Regions from separate parts of the Mus musculus genome. Here region 2 is linked to region 1. Evidence: chromatin contacts called from ENCODE Hi-C or POLR2A ChIA-PET data. All regions are on one chromosome and are shown on one strand. The core of a region is the stretch at or near the end of the contact, and the rest is flanking DNA. Distances in the headings are between cores, read along the strand shown. Region 1 holds the start of Mprip (myosin phosphatase Rho interacting protein). Region 2 overlaps Mprip (myosin phosphatase Rho interacting protein).

What was found. A loop is a pair of places that touch in the nucleus more often than their neighbours do. ChIA-PET counts read pairs that join two places held with the same protein, here RNA polymerase II (POLR2A).
Region 2: POLR2A ChIA-PET joins it to region 1 with 60 read pairs in Patski. The contact joins the enhancer-like site here to the promoter of Mprip in region 1. A Hi-C loop is called at or near these places in 1 of 37 maps with a recorded cell type or tissue (left cerebral cortex). POLR2A ChIA-PET finds 5 or more read pairs at or near these places in 1 of 5 experiments (Patski).

Annotation. Positions count from the first base shown.
Region 1 is chr11:59,659,872-59,665,163 of GRCm38, forward strand. Mprip (myosin phosphatase Rho interacting protein) reads left to right here and starts at 2,636. Exons shown (of 24, transcript NM_001368931.1): 1 at 2,636-3,077. The coding sequence starts at 2,955.
Region 2 is chr11:59,757,978-59,763,150 of GRCm38, forward strand. It overlaps Mprip (myosin phosphatase Rho interacting protein), which reads left to right. Exons shown (of 24, transcript NM_001368931.1): 16 at 1-3,350. Among named protein-coding and RNA genes, the nearest start is that of Gm51899, 8.7 kb to the right of the region's middle. Within about 2 kb of position 1,378, at least 3 of the 3 ENCODE cell types and tissues checked have a DNase peak (open chromatin) inside an H3K27ac peak, as active enhancers do; they include left cerebral cortex, where a contact is called at or near this core.

The DNA.
Region 1 (5,292 bases), core at 1,386-3,885:
CCCAATGAGCCTCTTCTTTCAAATAGTCACGAGATAATAGTACCCACCAGCAGCAGCATACCTGCCTCCTTAGGGAGGCTGCGCTTGTACCACTCACTCATCCTCCTAATGCCTCCTCCTTCAGGGCTGTTTGAATCTCCAGCAACACCTTAATGGCATCCAGGCTTCTGTTTGTTTACACAGACTGGTCTGGATGTCCTGAGCCAAGTGCCCTGCTGTGGTGATCTGGAACATCTCTCCTCCTCCTTCTCCAGGCAGAGTCTTCCTCAGTTTTGGACTGTCCAGGGTCCTGCCTTTTCCAGAAGCCCCCGCGCTCAGTCTACTATGGAGTCAGGGGTTTCCTAGGCAGGGCCCTGCGACTTTCCAGTGGAAGGTTTCTGTTTGCCTCTTGTTTTTATCAGTTTTCATTTGCTTGAGGTCGAGCTCTTGTCAGGCTACCAGCCTCAGGATCCCTGAATCACTCTTCCTCATACCCACAGCTGTGACACCAGTGGTATGTGGCTGGCCTGGACAACGTATGCTGGGCATTTTCTTAATAGGGTAGCCTTGATTGGCCCCAAGAAACGGGTAGAACTTTAAAATATATATTTTTTGAAAACTTGTAATTAGATTTTAAATGTATTTCGTGTGTGTGTGTGCGCGTGCGCGCGCGCACATACGCACACACTGTAGCACACACTGTACTACTCATCTGGAGGTCTGAGGACAACTTTCAGGAGTTTGTGCTGTCCTTCCACCATGTGGCTTCAGGGGACTCATCTCAACTCATCAGGTGTGGTACCAAAGGCCTTTACGCGCCTTGCAATCTTGCTGGCTCTAAGTCTTTCTTTTAAACAGCTTGTACATGCTCATAAAACAAAACCCGAAAGGAACAAAAAGGTTTTATATTGAAAATTTAAAAGTAGGTCACCTCCCAATAACCCAGTTCTTCTCCCCAGAGGCCACCACTGGTATCACTTTCCGAGTATTCGGTGCAGACAAGAACCGTCAGTCTCCCTTTACCCCTTCCCCGTCTTTATTCTGGAAAAAAATTTAAATCAACAAGGTCGCAAGGATAGTCCAGTAAACACCCTTTCCCAAAATTCACCAATTAACAATTGGCCACATTATGTGAAGTATTTTGCAAAGATGATTATCACCTAATGCTTGCAACACCTTACATTCATGTCAGTTTTGTCCATGTGGTCAGTGAGGTGCCAGTGAGGGCAAAAGACCTGCCCACAGCTGGATCAGAGCTGGGCTTTCCCCTCAGGCTGCAGGCACACTTTGATCTGGGCTCCTTCATTCCTGATTCCTTGTGCAGGAGAGCATTTCTTTCTCAAAATGGAAATGCACCTCCCCGGGGTAGTCACCAGATGACCAGTGGAAAAGTACGCAACTCTGAAGGCATTTCTCTCCTAAAGCCTCCTTGTGACCTGAGCGCAGCTGCTCTCAGTGCCACCACCTGCTCCAATATCACCTCCATTGTGAAGAATGAGTTAGTTCAGCCTGTTAAAAAACACAGGCTGACTTCTGGAACTGCCAGCCAGCTGAGCCTGGAATCTCAGGTCAAAGTGATTCCTCCTTTCTGTCTTGCCTCCCTCACTCTTTCCCTTTCCTCTCCTCCTTAGCCTCCTTATAAAGGTCTCATTACGGTCCAGACTGGCCTTAAACTCTCCACCCTCCTAGATCTACTTTCAGAGTTCTGGGACCACATACTCCTTTCTTGTTCCTCCTCCCCACACTTACACCTGCATACCTTGGGAACAGTTCTGCATGCTCTCTGCTTAGATCCATTTCACTGCTGCTGGGAACAATTTGCCTCCTAAGGAGCAGGGGTTGTCCCCCTCCATCCCCCTCCCCTCCGCCCATTCTGGACTCCTCTGTCGTTTCCTTTCCAAGTGGCCTTTTGCCTGGGAGTCTGGACAAGAGTGGCCTGTAGTATATAGTTCAGGCCCTTCTTGCAGAGTGACCTTGCACAAGCTATTCGCAGTGTCTGAGCTTTTGTCTCCTCAAGCACAAAACGGAGGTAAGAGTGCGTACGTAACTCTAGCAGAATTGGGCTCCCATAATAGAATTGACAACTCCTCACGGCTGCTGACATCTTCTAGTCACCTCGGAAACACTACGTCTTATTACTTAACTGCTCCGCGCGCCTCAGTTTCCTTACGTAAAACCGGAATGGTCACGGGAAGGTTATGGAACTTTAATGATCTAAAACACGGGAAGCACTTGAAACAATTTCTAGTCTTTATGGTGGCATCTGGGTCGACCACAGACCTAGCACACAGTAGGGGCGCAGGCTAGACGAGGCAGAAGGCCGCAGCGAAGAGACTACGAGAAAGACAGGGGCCCGCAGGGAGACCGCGGAGATCTCCGGCGTCCTTCCGGGAGCAGCCCAGCCCAACGCCGCAGCTGTCAGGCCGCGGGCGGCGGCGCCAGTCCACCAAACCTGAAAGTTCCATCCCAGCGCCTCCACCTTCCCAGCCTGGACAAGTTACCTTGCGCCCGCTGCTCCCGGTCCCGCCCCCGTCATCCATTGGTCGACGGGTTTCTTTGTTAGCAGGAGCGTGCGGGTGCCATTGGCTCGCGGGGCTGCCGGTTGCGGTGCCCCGCCCCACCCCGCCCCTCCCCGAGTGCGCGCGGCGCCCAGCTCGGTTCGTTCGCGGTGGCGGCGGGCGCCGGGTGAGCGCGACGGCTGGACTTGCCGGCCGGCGCCTTGGGGGCGGCCGCGGTGGAGCCAGCGGCCGGAGGCCGCGTCCGTCCATGGGCCCACAGCGGCCGGGCGGCGGGGCGGGGCGCGAGGCGGCGCGCGCGCTCTGAGGCCGCGGCGAGCAGGCGGGGCGCGGCGCGAGAGGGGAGGCCTTTCCGGGCCTGCGGCGGCCAGCGCAAAATGCGGCGGCGGCCGCGCTGAGTCCCCGACCCCCGGGAGAGCGCTGGGCCGTGGCGGCCCGCTCCGCGGCCGCCTAGCCGACATGTCGGCGGCCAAGGAAAACCCGTGCAGGAAATTTCAGGCCAACATCTTCAACAAGAGCAAGTGTCAGAACTGCTTCAAGCCCCGCGAGTCGCATCTGCTCAACGACGAGGACCTGACGCAGGTGAGCTGCCGCGGGTGCGGAGCTGAGAGTCCTGCCTGCGAGTCGTGCCGGGGAGCGCAGAGCCTGCGAAGGCCAAGAGAGAATAAAAATGGAGCAGGGAAAAAAAATGCGTGAGAGTTGGGGGATGGGGTTGGAATGGGGGCGGGAAGAGTATCGATAGAGCTGGGACAAAGGGAAAATCCTCAAGAATGCCGAAAAATAACATCCTTTCCCGTTCCCATAGCTCTGCCGTGTGATTCATGCTTGTTGGGTGACTCAAAAAAATGTCTGGTTTCCCTGGATAGGAACAAAGTGGGGCTTGCTTGCCACTTGTCAGTACTACCCCCCCCCTCGCCCCCCTCGCGACTTGTCTTGGGACTGGACGCAGACTTGGCCACCAAACTGTCCCAGGAATTGGCATGTTTGCGTGGGTCACCAGTTTCCATCTTGTGGAATAGAGCCTGCTCTCCTTCTAAGTCACTGTCACCGTCAGGGTCTGAAGAGAGATGAGGTGTTTCTCTTCAGATGGGTGGGTCTTGCTCTTGAACTGAAGGTAGGAATAGCTTTTGTCGAGGGGTAGGGGCTTCCCTTCTTGGTTTTGCTTTCTGGCCCAGGAGACCAAGAAGACCTGTACATTCTGGGGAAAGTTGGTTTCCCCCTCTGTCTGCCCTTAATTTGTTAGTCAGGATTTTGGACCAGGTTAGACGCTCTTCCTAACCCGTGTCAAAGTCACAGTCATGGAAAACAGAGTTCCAGACCTCCAAGTCACAGTCATGGAAAACATTGTCCTAGATTGCCAAAGACCTCCAACCCCGGAGCAGTGTAGGAGATTGGGAATTTGTGTTGGTACAAGGTCTCCAATTTGGGCAACTGGCCCTTGGGAACTGGTTGCTCTCCCGTTTCTGGTGTTGAGGATTCCTGGCCTTGTTTGCAGCACTTTGGGAAAGCACTATATATCCTGCTCCCCTTTCCCCTCGCCCACTTCCTTTGCCCCCTGCTTGCTGACTTCAGTGGAGTTCCCCACACGGTCCAGCCAGTGCCACCTAGTTGTAGCCACTCCTTTTGGAAAGAGCTGTTTAGACTGAAAACATTGCTTTGAAGTGCCCTGGTTTGGCTGTTTTTAAAGCCTTTATGGGCAAGCAGGCAGGCAAGCAAGGTTTGACTTGTTTTATGGGGCAAACTAGAGTGGAGTAGTAGGGCAGGGGTTATGGCCTCTTTCTCTGAGGTCAGATTTCCAATAGCCAGGAAGCAATCAGGAAGCTTAACCAGACTCTCCAAGTCTCAGTCATTGATTTGTGAGAATGCCAAGGGCCTTAGAGACCTGTCTATTTGGGAAGGGTAGGACTCTTGAAGAGAGAGAAATGTGATTTCCTCTTCTCATTTGGATCCTGTTCAGGGAAGCAGTATATGGGATATGCGGTTACTGCTTGTGACTTTCTGAGGTCTGACCTTGAATGAGGCCTTTACCTCTGTTTTAATTTCCGTATCAGTAAACTGGTAGTGGTGATATGAAAAACAAGAAATATGTTTTATTGAGCTTTCCCCCTTATAGTTTAACAAACTGAAAAACCACCCATAGAACAGTCAACTTTGATTTAAGAAGTTTCTGGCCTTGCCAAAGGCTGTTTTGAGGGAGGTTTGTAAGTTTCCAGGTTATTTGAAGCAACTGCCTAAACTGGCAATTAGTTATTTATGCTACACACGGGCTGTTTTTCTGATTCTTAAATGAATGAGAGGAATTTAAATGTTTGAGTCTGTTAAAAAAAAATCTGTCAATTATTAGTTTAATTCAAGGGATGAAGCAAATTGAAAGTATTAAACTCTCAAGTTTGTTGTTTTCAAAATGATTGCACTTTGAAACAGGCCTGAGACCTCCAGGGCACTGGAACAGTAGTTCCTAAAATACTGGGTAGGGTTATTTGTGTGGGGAGAGATTAGCCCAGTCTTCTAGCTCCTGGGATCTTTCAGGAAGGAGCTGCTCTTGAAAGGAGAGCGGGGAGGCTGGAGGCTCTTGCCAACAGCATTTGTCCCTGCTCTGTATCCGCTTCTCCCAGAGCAGAGCCTTTTGCTCTCCTTATGACTCCATTAGAAAACCTCAGCCAATTGGTTCCTGTCAGCCTCCCCCAACCCCCTGCTTCCTGCTGCCCCTCCCGCCCAGAGCTTATTTTAGACTGTCCAAGCTGGAGGATACATCAGCCATCATCAAAGCCACCCCCTCTGTAATAGTTGAGGATGT
Region 2 (5,173 bases), core at 128-2,627, 97 kb after region 1:
AGAGGCTGCAGGAATGCATTGCTGAGCTCAGCCAACAGCTGGGTACCAGTGAGCAAGCCCAGCGTCTGATGGAGAAGAAGTTAAAGAGGAACTATACATTGTTGCTGGAGAGCTGTGAGCAAGAAAAGCAGGCACTGCTGCAGAACCTGAAGGAAGTAGAGGACAAGGCCAGTGCCTATGAGGATCAGCTACAAGGCCATGTGCAGCAGGTGGAGGCCCTCCAGAAAGAGAAGCTGAGTGAAACGTGCAAAGGCAGTGAGCAGGTACATAAGCTAGAGGAAGAGCTGGAGGCCCGAGAGGCCAGTATCCGCCAGTTAGCCCAGCATGTACAGAGCCTCCATGATGAACGGGATCTCATCAAGCATCAGTTTCAAGAGCTCATGGAACGTGTGGCCACATCCGATGGGGATGTGGCTGAGCTCCAAGAGAAGCTGAGGGGAAAGGAAGTTGACTATCAGAACCTTGAGCACTCACACCACAGGGTCTCTGTCCAGCTACAGAGCGTGCGCACTCTGCTGAGAGAAAAGGAAGAAGAGCTGAAGCACATTAAGGAAACACATGAGAGAGTTCTGGAAAAGAAAGACCAAGACCTCAATGAAGCTTTAGTTAAAATGATTGCCTTGGGCAGCAGCTTAGAGGAAACAGAAATTAAGCTGCAGGAAAAGGAAGAGTGTCTAAGGAGGTTTGTGAGTGATTCTCCAAAGGATGCCAAGGAGCCTCTGAGTACCACAGAGCCAACAGAGGAGGGCAGTGGCATTTTGCCCTTAGGCTCAGTCACCAGAGTATTTCCTGGCTTTCCTCACTCTCAGCCAGAGGATGAAGATCCAAGTGCTGGCCTGGGGGAAGAAGGGAGCAGTGGTAGCCTCAGCAGAGAGGAAAACACCATACTCCCAAAGTCAGCTGATATGCCCGAGAGGGAGGGGCATCTGCAGAGCACATCTAAGTCTGATCCAGGAGCTCCTATAAAAAGGCCAAGAATCAGGTTCTCCACAATCCAGTGTCAAAGATACATACACCCCGAGGGGTGTGCAAAGGCATGGACTAGCAGCACATCATCAGATACCAGCCAGGACCAGTCACCCTCAGAGGATAGTGTGTCCTCAGAAGCTACCCCGAACACACTGCCAGCAGCTGCAGATGCTGAAACCTACATCTCTATAATCCACTCTCTGGAGACGAAGCTCTATGTCACAGAGGAAAAGCTCAAAGACGTAACTGTGAGGCTGGAAAGCCAGCAGGGGCAGAGTCAGGAGGCATTGCTTGCACTGCACCAGCAGTGGGCTGGCACAGAGGCACAGTTGCGAGAGCAGCTCCGTGCCAGCCTGTTACAGGCTAGCGCTCTGGCCTCTCAGCTAGAGCAGGAAAGACAACAGAAGGCCACAAACATTGAACACCACCCTGGGGAGCTGGAAGACTTCCAAGCCAAAAATAGCCAAGCCCTGACATGCTTAGAAAACTGCTGGAAAAAGCTAAGGTCTTTGCCATGGGCTGACCAGGAGGAGGGCCAGGATGCATGTGCAGCCTCCCTGGCTAACATAGAGAGTATGCTTGTGAGTGCCATCAAGGCCCTTCAACCATGGGCTTCCCCTGCAGAGAGCAGGACGCAGGCTGAGCAAGAGAAGGAGCACCCCATAGAAAGTGGTATGGCAGCCCCTGTGCAGCAGCCCTGTCAGCCCATCTTGAATGAGCAGGAACACAGGAAGCTGCTTTCTGCTCAGATAGTCCTGGAGGCCTCACTCATCAACCAGATAGCTGACTCTCTAAAAAATACCACTTCAGATGTCTATGGTGTTCTCTGTGAGCTTACTCAGTCAGGGGAGTGGCCACTGAAGGAAGAAAGTGCTGCCCCCTCTGCTGGGGCTCCAGTGGAGATCTGGGCCAAGAAGGTACTGGTGAATGGTGAGTTCTGGAGCCAGGTCGAGTCACTAAGTAAACACCTAGGGACACTGGGAGAAGAAACAGCCTGCACATCAGGAGACAGGCAGCAGCATACTCCCCAAAGTCTGGCTGATGCCACATGGATTCGTGCAGAGCTCAGCTATGCCACACAATCAGTAAGAGAATTGTTCCACCATAGGCTGCAGAGCATACAGGAGACCCTACAAGGGACCCAGGCAGCCCTACAGCAGCACAAGTGCATGCTGGGAGAAATCTTGGGAGCCTACCAAACCCCAGACTTTGAAAGAGTAATACAGCAGATCTTAGAAACCCTCAGGCATCCAACTGGCAGGGAGGACCAGGTACAGACATCCTGGGACCAGAACCCATTAGGAGAGATACTGAGGCCAGGCACAGATGGCTCCCAAGAGCCTTTGCAGGCTTTGCATCAGAGCCCTGAAGTCCTTGCTGCCATTCAGGATGAGCTGGCCCAGCAGCTGAGAGAAAAGGCTAGCATCCTTGAGGAGATTTCAGCTGCCTTGCCAGTCCTGCCTCCTACAGAGCCACTTGGGGGTTGCCAGAGGCTTCTGCGGATGTCCCAGCATCTCTCATATGAATCTTGTCTAGAGGGCCTTGGTCAGTATTCTTCATTACTGGTTCAAGATGCAATTATTCAAGCTCAAGTGTGCTATGCAGCATGCAGAATTCGGCTGGAGTATGAAAAAGAGCTGAGATTTTACAAGAAGGCCTGTCAGGAGGCTAAGGGGGCTTCAGGCCAGAAACGTGCACAAGCAGTTGGGGCCCTGAAGGAAGAGTATGAAGAACTTCTCCACAAGCAGAAGAGTGAGTACCAGAAGGTTATCACCCTCATTGAAAAAGAAAACACTGAGCTCAAGGCCAAAGTGAGCCAGATGGACCATCAGCAGAGATGTCTACAAGAAGCAGAAAACAAACACAGTGAGAGCATGTTTGCCCTACAGGGCAGGTATGAAGAGGAGATCAGGTGCATGGTGGAACAGCTGAGCCACACTGAAAATACCCTGCAGGCTGAGCGTAGCCGGGTTCTCAGCCAGCTAGACGCCTCAGTCAAAGACAGGCAGGCCATGGAACAGCATCATGTGCAGCAAATGAAGATGCTGGAGGACAGGTTCCAGCTGAAGGTTCGGGAGCTACAGGCTGTTCATCAGGAGGAATTGAGGGCCTTGCAGGAACACTACATATGGAGCCTGCGGGGAGCCCTCAGCCTCTACCAACCCTCACACCCAGATTCCTCACTGGCCCCTGGGCCATCTGAGCCCAGAGCTGTGCCAGCAGCCAAGGATGAGGCCGAGTCCATGTCCGGGCTGCGAGAACGTATCCAGGAGCTGGAAGCCCAAATGGGTGTCATGCGAGAGGAGCTGGGCCACAAAGAGCTGGAGGGTGATGTGGCCGCCCTGCAGGAGAAGTACCAGCGGGACTTTGAGAGTCTCAAGGTCCTTAGCACAATTTATTTTTCAGAGCCACTTCTCTTTAGTGATGCAAGAAAGGGGACATTCTGTGCAACTGAGGTCTTGGATTTGGGATAAGAGATAGTTCTTAACTTGCATTCAGCTGCTGCTCAAGCAGACCTGAGTAACGTTCTCGTGCGCCTCTATTCCTGACCCAGAAGGGACACTAGCAAGAAAGCATCCCTGTGGGAAAGGAGAGTAGGGTCTTCCCTTGCCTGGCACGGACACCCTTCACCTTCTTACCCTCATAGAACCCCTTCTGACTTCAACGTTGAGGTATCAGTATGAGGACTGCCTCACATCTCACCCACCTGAGTCTTCTCAGAGAGCAGGGTTTGGACATCACCACACAGGGATATTTGTAAAGCGGTGTCAAGGGGTCCTTTCCTATCCTAGCTTCCCAAGGCAGAGTTGGCCTTGTGATGAGCACTGAGTCTGAGCAGGCTTCCCACAGTCTCCCAGGCTGCCTGTCATGCTTCTGGGAACACTCCTTTATCTTAGACTGTACGGTGTGTGACTGCCTAGCCATAATCATGAAAGGTCTTAACCATCTTTTAGAATCCAGAGGTGGTCTAGTAGCTGTGTCTTCATCTTCTTCCCCACTGGAAGGTGGACAGGCCCCAAGGGTGCCTGTTCCAGCTGTCTTTTTGCAGGCCAGTGTTCCTGCCACAGTGTCTGTCACAGCTGTAGCTCATCAGGGCATCTATGACTGTTTCTCAATACGCCGACTCCACACTGAAGGGAATTAATGGGACATTCAGGCTGGAGCTTTTCGTCCTCGCTCCCTCTGTCTGACACAGGACAGGTTGATGATACTTGAGGCACTGGTTCTCAGCATTGTTTTCCTGATTTCTGTCTAGACCTTTAAAAAACATTAAGCATTGTAAGGAAATAGCAAATTGTGTATTAAGTGATCCTGTGGAGAGCATGCACCACCATCACCTGCGTCTCTTTGCAGCTGCAGGAGTCTCCACGGCCTGGCAACTTCATAGTCAGTTAGCAGGCCGTCAGAATGGTTATGAAGAATATGAGAGAATACCTTAGAAATGAAAGGCACAGGTTAAGAGGAGGCTTTGGGCTTGACATGTATGTCTGTGCCCAAGAACTTGAGGCCCTCTGTTGGGCTTGTGGCACAGCTGCACAGCAGACTGTCTTGAGAGCGGAACAGGGAACAGTTTTTCTCTGGGTTTCTGTCCAGATCAGGAAGCCTGGGCTGCTGCCACTGCCTCACACCACTTAACATGAGTCCACATCTTAGTCCCTGAAGAACTTGTTATGATTCTAGAGATGATTTAAAAACTAAAATTTGGAGCTGGAGAGATGGCTCAGCATTTAAAGTACTTAGCAGCAAACATGAGGACAGAGTTTGAATCCTCAGGTATAAATGCTAGGTAGGCACAGTGTGATGTGGTCCCCTTATAATGCTAGCATGAGGCAGATGGCAATGAAGGATTCCCAAAGAAAGAGAGATAGTAAATCTGCAAGCTCTGGGTCCGGTGAGAACTGTATGAGGTGCAAGTGATCAAGGCAGATCAGCATTCAGTGCCAGCCATCAGCCATGGCTTCCGTGAACATATAAACAAATACACACTCAACTTTTTGTTGTTTGTTTGACTGCTTTTTAGAAGGGTTGTTTTTAGTTGTTGTTGCTATTGTTTGATTTTTTTTTTTTTTTTTTGGTTGGTTGGTTAGTTTTTTAGTTTTTTTCAAAACAGTTTCTCTGTGTAGCCCTAGCTTTCCTGGAATTTACTCTGTAGACCAGGCTGACCTCCAACTCACAGAGATCTGCCTGCCTCTGCCTCCCTAGT